2 separate regions of the Homo sapiens genome follow, and region 1 is linked to region 2. Evidence: chromatin contacts called from ENCODE Hi-C or POLR2A ChIA-PET data. All regions are on one chromosome and are shown on one strand. The core of a region is the stretch at or near the end of the contact, and the rest is flanking DNA. Distances in the headings are between cores, read along the strand shown. Region 1 holds the start of LINC03088 (long intergenic non-protein coding RNA 3088). Region 2 has its middle 39 kb from the start of MAP1LC3B2.

What was found. A loop is a pair of places that touch in the nucleus more often than their neighbours do. ChIA-PET counts read pairs that join two places held with the same protein, here RNA polymerase II (POLR2A). Pooled maps may share reads with other maps.
Region 1: a loop to region 2 is called in a map of lower lobe of right lung, with 2.8 times the contacts of the local background. The contact joins the promoter of LINC03088 here to the enhancer-like site in region 2. A Hi-C loop is called at or near these places in 4 of 168 maps with a recorded cell type or tissue (PC-9, lower lobe of right lung, ovary and 1 more) and 6 of 50 pooled maps. POLR2A ChIA-PET finds 5 or more read pairs at or near these places in 2 of 52 experiments (A673 and HEK293).

Annotation. Positions count from the first base shown.
Region 1 is chr12:116,655,819-116,663,052 of GRCh38, forward strand. It overlaps LINC03088 (long intergenic non-protein coding RNA 3088), which reads left to right and starts at 5,726. Exons shown (of 2, transcript XR_007063473.1): 1 at 5,726-6,428. It overlaps LOC124903028 (a long non-coding RNA gene), which reads right to left and starts at 7,011. Exons shown (of 3, transcript XR_007063474.1): 1 at 6,322-7,011; 2 at 5,866-6,128; 3 at 1,803-2,924. RefSeq lists enhancers at 2,711-3,214, 6,950-7,234.
Region 2 is chr12:116,595,068-116,602,670 of GRCh38, forward strand. No RefSeq gene overlaps it. Among named protein-coding and RNA genes, the nearest start is that of MAP1LC3B2, 39 kb to the left of the region's middle. Within about 2 kb of position 4,895, at least 28 of the 41 ENCODE cell types and tissues checked have a DNase peak (open chromatin) inside an H3K27ac peak, as active enhancers do; they include lower lobe of right lung, ovary and thyroid gland, where a contact is called at or near this core.

The sequences.
Region 1 (7,234 bases), core at 4,476-6,975, 62 kb after region 2:
CTGAGGTGTCAAAGGAGCAATGGCTAATCTAAAGCCAGAGATGTGGGACATCTGCAGTCAGTGTCAATGCCCTTGTCTCTCTGGGGCCCAGGAAGCAACTGCATGAAGGTGCAGATGACCCTGCTACCCTGGAACTGGTGACTGAAATAAGGGGCAAGTTGACCCAGTGAAGCAAAGGGATGGGGGAGACTGTGGAGATTTTTTTTTTTTTTTTTGAGACAGAGTCTCCCTCTGTCACCCAGGCTGGAGTACAGTGGCATGATCTCAGCTCACCACAACCTCTGCCTCTCAGGTTCAAGTGATTCTCATGCCTCAGCCTCCCCAGTAGCTGGGATCACAGACATGTGCCACCAGGCCCAGCTAATATTTTTATTTTTAGTACAGACGGGATTTCGCCAGGCTGGTCTTGAACTCGTGACCTCAAGTAATCCGCTCTCCTCAGCCTCCCCAAATGCTGGGATTATAGGCATGAACCACTGCACCTGGCCAAGGCCATGGAGATTCTGCCCTGGCCATCTAAGTGGTCTGTCCACCTCCCCCATTATCCCACGCCTCTCAGTTCCTACGCAAGATGCAAAACATCTGGAAAAATGGACTGTATCCATTCCTCTCTTCCAAACTCCTCACTGGCCTTGATGTGCATTTAGGATAAAATCCAGACTCCGAAGCCCCCTGCATAAAATAATCCCTTAGGATGCTTGCTCATCAGGCAGATTCCAAGCTCCTGCGCCAAGATGCTGATTCAGCAAGGCTGAGATGGACCCAAGCATCTGCAATTGCAACAACCCCCTGCGGGAATCCTGATGCAGGCCACCCATGAAACTTCTTTTGGAAATTCTGTCCTCCAGATTTGACCTCTAATGCCTCTTCTCTCATCTGGTCCTGCTTGCTCTCCCCTGGTGCACGATCTCCTGTTGCAGAGCCCAGAAAGGGCCGGGTACAGGCTTTAGCCATCAGCCCCGATCTCCGACATCCCTCACACCCATTCTTTGATGTAGACAATTCTCATTTCCTCAAAGTCACATAAAGTGCTGTTTTAAACTTAACTTCAAGTCAAATAATCCATTTTCTGTATTACTGATATAGAACATTCTGGAGCTACCAGCATTCTTTCCTATATCAAAAGTTTCCAGTGGCCTGTATTTTTCTTCCTAGAACGTCAACCTTTGCCCCAAATGTACCCCCACCCCATTCTTGGAGTGATTCATGTCAAGTGTTTAGCTCCCTACTAGACTGAAATCTGTCTGAGGGCAAGAGCTCGTTTCTTCTCTGCTGTATACAAAGAGCTGAGCATATTGCCTGGAATATAATTAAGGCTTAATAAATATTTGTCACATGAACATGAAAAAGCAGGCAATTTCTGGATGACCTTCAAGTAAATAAAGTCAGTCTGAGATGCGGGAGGTCTCCACGGCAGGTAGCAAAAGGAAGACTAAGAAAAGTGAACGGTGAACGGAGCTGAACAGTGACCACCCTGTGATGTTCCCAGCTGAGGGTGAACACTAATGAACACTTGCAAATGGCCCCAGGGCTCTTCCAGACCTTTGAAATCCTAGGCCAGAGGTCATCTCTCGGCTCTGATTCAGAGACCACCTGCCACTGCGCAGCCCTGGGATTCCACTGCTCACCCCAACTGCAGAGGCCTGACTCCTCCCTTACCCCCTCCTCCGACTCCTCATAAACCAGGTTCAACTCACCTTAAAATCAGTTTCCTCATTTGTCTTTTTAAGGACTACTAAAATCCTTAAAGAGACGTTCTGATGAGCTTATTCTCTTTGACTTAAGAGTACAGAGATGTTTGGTCATTTTAAGGATTCCTCCTTTATTTTACTAAAAGTTTTGTCTTCACCCCTCTCCAGCCCCCAGCAAATATTCTGAGACCTCTGAGACCCCTGGACTCCTCCTAGGAGGGGCATAGCTTTAGGAGGTTGTGAACCCCTTAAAACTGTATCTGATCTTTTGTGTGTATATTCATGGCTTCCTATCCTATTTTAAAAGATTGAAAATCACCGCATAGTAAAAGCAACACTGTCTTTTTAACGAAAATGTCTGTGTTTAAATCCCAGCTCTACACCTGTCGATTGAAGTAACCGGGGGCAGACCATTTAAGTCATGTGAAAGCTCTGTAGATGGCTGTCATGGGATCTTACTAAATTGTCTGCATGAAAGCCCTTGTAGGCTACAAAGCATGGAATTCCAGTATGTTCTCTCTCAAGAACCTCAGCCAGGGGCCCCTAGACAATCACATTTGCTCTTTTCACCTTCCCCATCACTGCATAAGGTCTGCGCAAGTGATTCCCATTCTACACATGCGAACACTGAGGCCAAGGTAGGTGATTGAGTGTCCCTGAGGTCACAGGATCAATGACTGAAAGAAGCTGAACCTTGAAGGTAGAAAGGAGGGGAATTAAAAGAAGAAAAATAAAAACAAGAAACAAAATCATGCTTCTTTGTTGTCCTTCTGGAACTCAGACTCTGAGTGAGTTAGGTGGAGTTCTGGAATGTTTTGCAAGACGAAGATAGCTTTCCCATTCTGTCGCGTTCTTGCTCTCCTCTGACGCCCACCTGCTTGTTGCTTTCTGCTGGTGTCTCACCTTCTGCAGGCGAGGAGCGCATGAGAGTCGGGCTGGGTGAAACCGGGGCTCCATCTGCCTGCGTGCTTTCTGGGGATGTCTGAAGGTAACTTTGTGCTGGCGCCCCTTGCCAGGAAGCTGAGAAGCCTTCTGCAGCGCCACCCGGCTCCCATCCCCTCTCCGCGGAATAAGCTGGTACCAAAGCCAGCCCCTGGTGCCGCTCAACCAGATGGCAGGGGAAGCAAAACAAAAGTGACCTTGTTAGCAGAATGTGTCTTCCCCGGGAGAAGCTATTTTTGTTGTGGTTGTGAACTGAAGTCGTCTCAGCTGAATTCTCCTTCCCTGCGAGGGCTGTGGAATGTTAATTTGTTCCAAAGTTCAGTATTTTGATTAGAACCAGGAGTGCCAGATTTTGTCAGAAACATTTTGGAATGGGGTAGGCTCACACACACTCTCTCTCTCTTTCTCTCTCACTCTCTCTCTTGGCCGCTGTACAAAGTAAATGTTGTTGCAGCAGCTGCCCTGGGGGAACAGCCCATTGCAAATCGGAGCCGGGGGTGAACCGGCTCCTCCCTGTTGCCGTGACCTTATTGCCATAGAGGCACCCAGACTAGGGACAAAAGTGGAGACACCCTTTCAATTGGAGAGAACAAAGAGCCCAGCACAGAACCTGGAACGGAGGGGTCCTCAGGAAACACGTGTGAGCTGAAAAAAAGAATGAAGCCAGGCGCGGTGGCTCACGCCTGTAAACCCAGCACTTTGGGAGGCCAAGGCAGGTGGATCACAAGGTCAGGAGTTCAAGACCAGCCTGGCCAAGATGGTGAGACCTCGTCTCTACTAAAAATACAAAATTAGCCGGGCCTGGTGGCGGGCGCTTGTAATCCCAGCTATTTGGGAGGCTGAGGCAGAGAATTGCTTGAACCCGGGAGGCAGAGGTTGCAGTAAGCCGAGATTGCACCATTTCACTCCAGCCTGGGTGGCAGAGCAAGACTCCATCTCAAAAAAAAAAAAAAAAAAAAAAAAGAAAGAAAAGAATGAACTTCCCCCAAGATGTAGCGCTCAGAGTTTCTGCAACCCAGAGGTCATGTCCAAAGGGAATTATCAGAGTTCTAGATTCTGAGAACTCTATTTCTCTTTTTTCTTTTCTTTTTTAACATTGTAATTTACTTTTTTTTTTTTTTTTTTTTAGGGACAGGGTCTCCCTGTATCACCCAGGCTTGAGCGCAGTGGCATGCTCACAGCTCACTGCAGCCTCAAACTCCTGGGCTCCAGTGATCCTCCGTCCTCAGCCTCCTGAGTAAAGGGGACTACAGGCATGCATCGCCATGCCTGGCTAAATTTTTTTATTTTTTGTAGAAATGAGGTCTTGCTCTGTTGTCCTGGCTGATCTCAAACTCCTGGCCTCAAACAATCCTCCTGCTTTGACCTCCTTTGGATTACAGGTGTGAGCCATGGCACCCAGCCTGGTTCTCTTTTTCTGACCGCTTCTCTCTCTCAATGAGTTATTAAGCCAAGTCATGCATGACTATTTTCTGAATCACAAAACGAACACAGATAAGATGAAAGTGCCTCTGATCTCTACTCCAATCCTAGCCCTCTGGTCCTTCTCAGAGGTAATCAGATGCCAATGCCACACCACAGCCTCACCAGAGCTTGATAACATCAAACCTATCATTTGTTGTCGGTCTGGTGGGTGAAAAGTGTTTTTTGTTGTCTTCTTTTGTAGCATAGTATAGTAGTTAGGAGTATGGAATTTGAATGCGGGTTGCCTGGGGTCTAATCCTGGCCCTGGAGTAGCCAGAGGAGGAGCAACTGTGTGGACAACTGAACCTGGCTGAAAGTCAGCTTCGCGGTGTCTGGACCAGGAATGATGGCAGAAGTTATGTTCCAGGGTGGTCGTGAGGATCGCTGCATGAACTAGAGCGTGCTAAGTGCTCAGAGCAGGCTGGCCGGCACAAGCGTTCTGCAGGGGTTTGTTTTTATCATTGCCGCTATCATTTCCCCAATCACTTAGGACTCTGGGCACCCCCACCCCCCACCTTCACTTTCAGTTCAGTGTTGACAGTTTCCCACGTTTCCCAGTCTCCCAGCACTAAGGCTGGGAAATAACCGGGAAGCAGTGAATTCCTGGTTCTGTTTCTGCCTCTTACAGTGAGAGGTGACAGCGTACTGGCAGCCCTGCAGCCCTTGCTCGCTCTCGGCGCCTCCTCGGCCTTGGCGCCCACTTTGGCCGCACTTGAGGAGCCCTTCAGCCCGCCGCTGCACTGTAGGAGCCCCTTTCTGGGCTGGCCAAGGCCGGAGCCGGCTCCCTCAGCTTGCAGGGAGGTGTGGAGGGAGAGACGCAGGTGGGAACCTGGGCTGCGCGCGGTGCTTGCGGGCCAGCGCGAGTTCCGGGTGGGCGCGGGCTCGGCAGTCCCCGCACTCGGAGCCGCCGGCCAGCCTGCAAGCCCCGGGCAGTGAGGGGCTTAGCACCTGGGCCAGCAGCTGCTGTGTTCGACTACTCGCCATGCCTTAGCTGCCTCCCCGCGGGGCAGGGCTCGGGACCTGCAGCCCGCCATGCCTGAGCCTCCCCTCCCGGCCGTGGGCTCCTGCGCAGCCCGAGCCTCCCCGACGAGCGCTGCCCCCTGCTCCACGGGGCCCAGTCCCATCGACCACCCAAGGGCTGAGGAGTGTGGGCACACGGCGCAGGACTGGCAAGCAGCTCCACCTGCGGCCCAGTACGGGATCCACTGGGTGAAGCCAACTGGGCTCCTGAGTCTGGTGGGGACTTGGAGAACCTTTATGTCTAGCTAAGGGATTGTAAATACACCAATCGGCACTCTGTATCCAGCTCAAGGTTTGTAAACACAACAGTCAGCACTCTGTGTCTAGCTCAGGGTTTGTGAATGCACCAATCGACACTCTGTATCTAGTTACTCTGGTGGGGACTTGGAGAACCTTTGTGTCCACACTCTGTATCTAGCTAATCTAGTGGGGACGTGAACTTTTGCGTCTAGCTCAGGGATTGTAAACGCACCAATCAGCACCCTGTCAAAACGGACCAATCAGCTCTCTGTAAAACAGACCAATTGGCTCTCTGTAAAGTGGACCAGTCAGCAGGATGTGGGTAGGGCCAGACAAGAGAATAAAAGCAGGCTGCCGGAGCTGGCAGTAGCAATTGGCTGGGGTGTTTTTCCGCTCTGTGGGAGATTTGTTCTTTCGCTTTTTGGGTCCACGCTGCGTTTGTGAGCTGTAACACCGTGAAGGTCTGCAGCTTCACTCCTGAAGTCAGGCGAGAAGACTACGAACCCACCTGGAGGAACGAACAACTCCAGACTCGCCGCATTAAGAGCGGTAACACCGCGAAGGTCTGCAGCTTCACTCCTGAGCCAGCGAGATCACGAACCCACCGGAAGGCTGTAACATATCTGAACATCAGAAGGAACAAACTCCGGACAGGCCGCCTTCAGGAACTGTAACACTCACCGCGAGGGTCCGTAGCTTCATTCTTGAAGTCAGTGAGACCAAGAGCCCACCAATTCCGGACACAACAGGACACACTGCGGCTTCTCCTGGCTTTTTCAAAGTTCAGCCCAAGAGGAAGAGAGACCTAATTAATACCCAGGAGATGGTGGTGTTTATTTTTTCCAGCTGGGACAACTAAGGCCCCGAGAGGAGAAAGGGACTATCCGGGGTACAGAGGCCACTGAGTCAGAGCTAGGACCAACATATCACCAGCTCTCCCTCTTCAGCGCAGACCCCAACTCACCAGCGGTGGCTTCCTGAAGAGCTGGGTTAAGGAGGATTCTGAGGTGCAGCAGAGCTCGCTAAGAGGCTGACGGGTAAGGGGTGCTGCGCTGTGAGCACAGGAGCCAGGTGGGTGTTGCCTGCCATCCCCTCTACCTCTCCCTCTTCTCTCTGCCACCTCGGTTTTTCTCCATCCTTTCACTCACCCCCGACCCGCCATTGTTTCACCTGCCTGGAAATGGCACCCTTCGTTGAGAGTAAGGATAGGGCCTCTGCTGTGCCCAGGCCACGTTTCTGGGCCTCTTTTTTCCTCTCCCAGGTCTGAAGGGGCCTCAGTTTGGGGTTCTTAAGGGCCCAGAGACCTGTGAACAGTTGCTCCCTCCCCTACTTAGTGGCCCACGTGGAACTCAAGAGTATCCCGCTCCGTGGCTGTTCAGAAATGCAGCAGCACAGCCCCCAGGCAGCAATCGTTCAGGAGCGCTGGGAAGCCCACAGCCAGCCTGAGCCCTCCGAGATGCCTCTAGACTCTGGGCCCGGGATCAATACTTGGGAGGGGGAGAGCAGATGTGAATGCGATGCGGGCACACGCACAGCGTGCTGCTGGAGGCCCAGCTCAGAGGAGCTGGGCCAGCCTCCCCCGCCCTCTCCTTTCTCCTTGCCTTGCGGGGGCCAAGAGGGCTGTGGAGGGCTCTGCTGGAGTCTGCCATCTGCTGCTGAAAACATCTGCGCTTGCTGCCTTCCACGCAGACGAGCTGTCCGTCCTTCCTCCTCCCCCTCTTCCGCCAAGGCTATTCAGACGGGCGTGCAGGCTGCGGGCAGAGGTCAGGAAGCTCCCCGGCCTGTCCAGGCACGAGACAGCAGGCACTGCCTCTTTGGTACCTAGGCAGCTGTGTCTGCGAGTCCCTGGCTCTCTCCCAGGTGCCCTGCTTTAAGAA
Region 2 (7,603 bases), core at 3,645-6,144:
ATAAGCCTGCGGGCAGAATAAAATAAGATATAGAGAGGCACTTACACTGTGGAGCTGATGAGAAGGAAAATGAGTTTGTGCCAGAATACCAAAGAATTGTTTTATTTTCTTATAAATTCTCCCCCATTTCAATTCAGAGTTTGTTATGGAGGGTGGGAAGGGTGTCCTTGATTAAAACAACAAAAACACTGTTTTCAAAAATGTAGCTGGCTGGTGCCCATGTTGTTTTAATTTGCTGAGACCAGATTGTCCAGCCCTCATGGATTTGATCCCAGGCAGGCTAGTTTGACTTATTCAGAGAAAACTCTGTTTTTCAGCCACAAACTGTACCCCTAACCCTGGCCAAATATGTTGCAATTCCTGCTAAAGGTTCCAACAGTGGTTGTCCAGGAATCCTGAGCCCACATTCCGAGTCCCATCTCCAGACTCTCCTTGCATGCCCTCCACATGCCACTGGCCCCTGGAGGAACCACCCTGCAGAGAGACCACAGAACTGCTCTAGGCTTAGCCTCACAGTAAAACAAGACCAGGTACAAGCATGTGGTAGGTACTCTGTAGTTGTTTGCTGAATGAATGAGTGAATGATTGGAGGGGTGGAGAGGTGGATGGGTGGATGGATGGATAGGTGGATGGATGGATGGATGGATGGATGGATGGATGGATGGATGGATGGATGTGTGGGAGGATGGTTGGATGGGTAGATGGACAAATGGATGAAAAGGAAAATAAGTGAATGGGTAGGAGGATAGGTGGCTGGGTGGGTGGATGGATGGATGGATGGATGGATGGATGGATGGATGGATGAAGGGATGGAAGGGATGGATGGATGGTTGAATAGGTAAATGGGTGGATGGGTAGATGGCTGAGAGGGTAGATGGATGGAAGAGTGGATGGATAGATGGATGGACAGATGAATGGATGGATGCATGTATGCATGGATGGATGGATTGGTGGGGAGATGGATGGATGGATGAATGGTCTTACTGATCATGAGCCTTTTGCATTTCAGGATGAGCTTCAGAACTGAGAGACAATGTAGCATAGGGATGAACGTGCTGGAGTTAGACAGATCTGAGACTGCAAATTAAATTAAAGTGGTATCTAGTTTGTAGGGTAGTCGAAAGATGATGTGTGCACCAAGCACAGCACCTGACCAGGGAGGGGCTGGTGACTGTTTTCATGGACAAGGGTGAAGCCTGTTGTAATCTAAAAGATACTGGGAAAATAGCTTTCTGCTGAAAATGTCTTTAGCCCAACCTTATTCCCTGCAGGTAAAAAAATTTCTACCATCAGAAATGCAGATCTTCAAGAGTCATACAAATGGCCAATAATGTGGAAAAGATTCAAAGTTACTAATAATCAAATAAATGCAAATTTAAATAAATAGATACCAAATTAGCAAAGTTTTTTTTTAATTAAAAAATTCACTTAGTTTGCAAAGTGTTCAGAAAGGAAGACCCCAATATAGTATTTATAGGAATATTAATTGGTATAACCTTTCTCAATAGCAATTTGGAAATTCGTACCAAGAGTCTCAAGCCATACCCTTTGACCCATTAAACCTACTTTTAGGAAGTTTTTCTAAAGAAATAATCAGAGAGATAATCAAATGTCTAGGTGCAAGGAAATTTATTGCAGTGCTATTTATATTAGCAAAAAGAAAAGGGGAAGGGGATGGCCCTTCTCTGTTCAACTGACTTATGATCAAGACAGCATCCATCAATATATCCATCCATCCATTCAATCATTCATTAATTCATTCAGCAAATAGTTATTGAGTACCTACCATATGCTTGGCCCTATGAGGGATTTCCAATTCAGTGATTAGATAATTTATAATATACCTATATAACGGATTATTATCCAGACAATAAAATGAATTTTCCCAAAATATTAAATAAATTATTTGTTTATTTATTTTTATTTTTATTTTTTGAGATGGAGTCTCACTCTGTCACCCAGGCTGGAGTGCAGTGGAGTGATCTCAGCTCACAGCAACCTCTGCCTCCCGGGTCCAAGTGATTCTTCCACCTCAGCCTCCCGAGTAGCTGGGATTACAGGCGTGTGCTGCCACATTTGTCTAATATTTGCATTTTCAGTATAGATATGGTTTTAGCATGTTGGCCAGGCTGGTCTCAAACTCCTGACCTCAAGTGATCCACCTGCCTTGGCCTCCCAAAGTGCTGGGGTTACAAGCATAAGCCACCACACCTGGCCTTAAACAATTTTTTTAAATGCTTAAAATGTAATGTTGAAAACAAATACAGGCGGGATGCAGTGGCTCATGCCCTTTGGGAGTGAGCCACCAGCACCCAGCACTTTGGGAGGACAAGGTGGGCAGATCACCTGAGGTCAGGAGCTCGAGACCAGCCTGGGCAACATGGTGAAACCCCGTCTCTAATAAAAATACAAAAAATTAGCTGAGTGTGGTGGCAGGCGCCAGTAATCCTAGCTACTTGGGAGGCTGAGGCAGGACAATTGCTTGGACCCAGGAGTCAGAGGTTGCAGTGAGCCAAGATCGCACCTGTGTACTCTAGCCTGGGTGACAGAGTGAGACTCTGTCTCAAAAAAAAGAAGAAATACAATATGAAATTTTATATATTAGATGGTCTTATCATTTTAAATGTATATACATACATACACACACACAGGAAAAAACACATGGTGATAAGTTTCAGTGACTTAATTCTTCCTTTATTTTTCTGTATTAATGAAGTTTTTTACACTGAGCACATCCAGAAAACAAAGTTATCAGAGTTATTTTTTCTGGGTTGTTTGAAAGTTTTTACAATGAACATGAATTATATAATTAGAAAAGAATAAAGCTATTGTCACTGAGAATAAACTAAAACCAAGAAAATCAATTAAACCTTCAGGTTGGTTCATACATTCTTTTATACCTATTATGTACCAGGCAGTGTGCTGGAGATGACAAAGATACAGGCTCCCATCTCTAGACATTCATGCTAATAGGTAATTGTCCTAAGTTCTATGAGTGTATATGTGGTGCTGTATGAGCACAGAAGAAAGAATTTTTGCCTGGGTTTATGGAGGGCAGGGGACAGGAATGAGGTCTCTGAATCAGTGGCACTGGAGAGGGTTTTGAAGGCAGAGAGGTAAGGACATGGAATATAGGCAAGGACTTGGGTCTCATCATGGAACAGTGAGAGAGGCAGGGTCTCCAGGGATTCCTGAACGTAATCCCATGAAGTTCTGGAATCACCGAGGTCTGAGAACCAGATGCAGCCCACAGACCTGTTTTGTCTGACCTGCATTGTTTTACAGCTTGGACCATGTCTCATAAAACTCCAGATTCCTGGCTTCTTAAACATCTGGCAATACTGTCCCAATTCCTTCCAGGCCATGAGCAGCTGGGACTGAGAGGCAACCACGCCCTCGGACCCATCCCCCACTTCACTCCCTTATCTTATGTCTGACTCTATAGGCATTCAGTTAATGATTCCTGACCTCCCCCAGCCCACCACCCTTGTACAGATAAGGAAATTGAAACCCAGGGAGATACGCATCTCGTTCAATGGCACCACTGCATTGTGACTGAGCCAGGAGTCTTTACCCCAAACCAAGCCAGACTCAAAGCCGCTGCTTCTTCCTTTATGTGGTCCCAGTTAAACTCCTGGCCTTGGCTCTCTGGGTAAAGAGAAAACATAATCCTAACCATCTTCATGACTGATTGGCAATATTTTCACTGTGACTTTTCCTCCAGAGACATGTAAAGATATCACCGTGAGTTTGTAAGATAATCTTTCCTTTAGAGTTCTGCTGTTCCTTGTCATTTTGCCCGTGAGGATGGCCTGTTGGCCGCACGGGGACGACAGTCAAGAGAGAACCGTGACCTTGTTTGCATTGCGTTGCTGATACACACGAGTCTTTGAAACAGGCCATCCATGAGCCTCACAACCTCCTGGCATAGCAGGTATTAATTACTGTTCACCACTTATTGGAGGAGGAAACGGACGTTCCAAGATATTAAATGGCTTGTTCAAGGTCACACAGCTCATGAACGACTGGTTCCAAAGCTCCCTGCCCTCTCCACCGCGCCTGGCCGCTCAGAGCCCATGATGAAGTGATTTGGGTAGAGCGAGGTCAGGCCACATCTGTTAACCAAGTAGCCAGTCCTGGGCTTAAAAATTATTTGTTTCCAACTCTTTTTCTCTTTTCCGTCCCCGTATTGACAGGAACAGCTGTCTTCTTTTTAAAAGGGCTACTTCCATCTCTTTCATTTTATTGTTTCCACGTCTTTGATTGTTTTGGAACAAGTCCGATGGTGGAGACGGAACAGGGAGATCACGAAGACAGCCTCTCCTTTAAAAAATGACCATGATCTCACGCCTCCTCCCAACCCAGTGGAAACTGGAGCACCGCTCAAGGAGACGCTGCTGTCACAGGATCCTGCTTACGGGCACGAAAGCTGGGAAATTTCAGAGCCAATCTGGGCCAGGGGAGGCTGGAGCTCGTGAGCTGGGCTGGAAATGATTCTTCCAGACTGCAGAGAAGACAGTGGCCTGCCCGCCGGCCGGCCTGCCTGCCCTCCCCGAGGCCAACAGGAAATCCCAGAATTTATAGATGACCCCGTTACAAGGCAAGTGTTTTGGAACAAATTGTTCTTCTTTTAAAGCCTTGTTTTCCACTAGTTTTTCTTTCTGGAGTCCAACCGCAACCCCCACGCCCCCCACCCCGCCCCACCCACCCACCCTTTCCACCTTCCCGGTGTCCTTGTTAAACCGGGGCCATGGCGCCACCTGCTGCCTGTCGTGGGCAGCGGGACTCTGCCGGGATCCGGTCTTGGGTCCTCCCCCCACCTCCCTTGTCCCAAAATGGGTGGGAGAGTGACTTTCTGGCTCCTGTCCCGAGGAGGGTTTGTATAAAGATCACGTATCAAGCCTCAAGAGAACTGCTTCCGTAGTTACGTGACCTAAAGACTCATGGCAAACTCTTCCCCCGTCACTTGTCCTCCAGGAGAGCCAGAGCTGGCTGGCAGAAAAGGCAAGTCAGATGGCATCACCATCCAAGGCCAGGTCTCCACTCCCTGAAAACCAAGTATGCCAGCTTTGAACAACCATGTCAACCCAATGAGCCTTGATTTCTTCAGTACCCTCTGTAGCCAATTTGCTAGGTGGTATGGAAAATGGATATGCGTGTGCCTGGCCCATGGAAGGGGCTTAATCAACGTCTGCATCCTTTCTCTCCTATTTGGAATATTCCTTATTGGGAAGGAATAGCTTGGAGGGTCTTAGAGGTGAAGGCCAGACCTCAGAAAACTGGTATATTTATCTCCTTATAAGAATGTAAGCTTCAGCACTTTGGGAGGCCAAGGCGGGCAGATCATCTGAGGTCAGGAGTTTGAGACCAGCCTGGCCAACATGGAAAAACTCCATCTCTACTAAAAATACAAAAATTAGCCAGGCATGGTGGTGCACACCTGTAATCCCAGCTACTCGGGAGGCTGAGGCAGGAGAATCGCTTGAACCAGGAGGTGGAGATGGTAGTGAGCCGTGTACCACTGCACTCTAGCCTGGTCAACAGAGCAAGATTCTCTGTCTCAAAAAAAAGAGTAAGCTTCAAGAGGGTAGGCCACCCCAGTGCAGATAACAAGCCTCAGCAAAGCAGTAAAGGAGCACAGGCTTGAAGTCCTTACACCCCAGCACCCGCTCAGGAGCTAAGTGACCTTGGGCAAGCTCAGTGTCCTTACTTGTGTCTGGGGATAGTAATAGTAATCATACCTCAAAGGGTGGCTGTCGCGCATTGAAATGAGAGAGGGCACGTAAATAATTTAGCAATGGGACTTGTAGGTAGAAAGTGTAGGATTGTAGAGACAACTCTAGCTATAATCATTATTATGAGATGACCACAGTGTCTGACATATAAGCATTTAATGAATATCTGAAAAACAAATGAATGAAAACCTCATAGAAAATAGGTCAGAAGACTTTGCTTAGTTCCATTTCAGCCACCAACTTGCTATGAGACATGAAATACCCCTGTGCCTGCTCTTCCCCATCCAGAAACCTTTCTTTATTGAGGATAAGACTCTCTGATCGGCACCTCAGTTTTCCCACCTGTCAAATGGGCACGACATTCATCTTACCTGTTGCTCAGAGATATGGAGGGGATCTGTTGAGGCATGTATGTGAAGCTGCTTTGAAAAGTTTAAAGAGTAGGCTGGGCATGGTGGGCTCATGCCTGTAATCCGGAACTTGGGAGGACAAAGTGGGAGGATCGCTTGAGTCCAGGAGTTTTAGACCAGCCTGGGCAACATAGTGAGATCTCTCTCTACATAGAAAAATACTTTTTTAAAAATAAAATTTAAAAATAAAGAGTAAAGGAAGGAAGGGAGTCTTTATTTTCTTTTAGGGTGGTTCCATGTGTCTGGTGGCTTTGCCCTTCCCTGAACGGGTGCCTGGGGCTCTCTGGAACAAATGGTGTCCCTCCTGACACCAAGTGGTAGTCATATCTGAGCCCCAACTCACTGGCAGCAACATCTGGTGAGTCTGACAATACAAACCCTAGGCAAATTAACTCCTTCACTACTGGCACAAGTTGAGCACACTCCAAGAGTGGGTTTCCTCTCTAGAAAAGCTCTTTTTCCAACCCAAAGGGCATAGGAAAGTGCATGGTGGGTCTCAGGCATGGTGACTAATTGGGGTGACTCACAGCTAGAGGGAGGTGGATCAGGAAGCAAGACTCAGGCCAACTTAGGCACTGTAGAGAGGTGTTTCAATCCAGTTCAGTGGGCCCTGGGGAGCCATAGAGGAGTCATAAGCAGGGGAGAAAGATATCCAGAAAGAGACTTCAGGCAACACCATGAGGGGTAACTGACAGCTAGGACTACAAAGCTCATCCTGTGCCATGCGGCCTAGAGTTAGGGTGACCAACTCTCCTGGTTTGTCTGAGACAAAGGGAGCATCTGGGACATAGGATCTTCAGTTTTAAAACAATGAAGTCCCAGGGTGACTTGGTCACCCTGTTCCAGTGTGAATAGCATCTCCTGGAGTTGTGCAATATAGTGACGTTGGCTCTGTAATCCATACTTCCCCGCCCCCCAACCTCCTCTCTCGCCCTCAAAAATACCGCTCTCCTTTGTCCCATTTCCTCTCAATTCTATTCTGCTGAGCTACAACTAGTTTAGCGGATTAACACATTGGAATGGATTGCATGCTTATCCCTTCCAGGTAATATTGTGCATTTAAACAAAGGTCTCCTGCAGATGATGTTTTAACCCAATGGAGTGACTCTGACAGTTAAACATTTAGCTCATGAGAGATGAGGAAGATTTGAGGGGTCAGTGGGGGAGTTTCCATGTCACCCACATCACATCCTGTCAGCAACTGTCTATTTTACCTTGCATGGAGTGGGCGCTGTCTTCCTGGATCTCAGCTCACCAGCCTGCCCTGCCAAGCAAACCTGCAGGAGCCTGAGCTGCTTAAATATTCTGTAAATAATGCTGACTCCAGAACTTTGAAGATAGACTCACAGAATCACAGCAATAGGATCACAGAATGTCAGAGGAGAAACAGATGCTAGACATCATACAGTCCAGGGTCAGAAAATACACTGCACTCACATTGCCTCTTCCCCCTGCTGT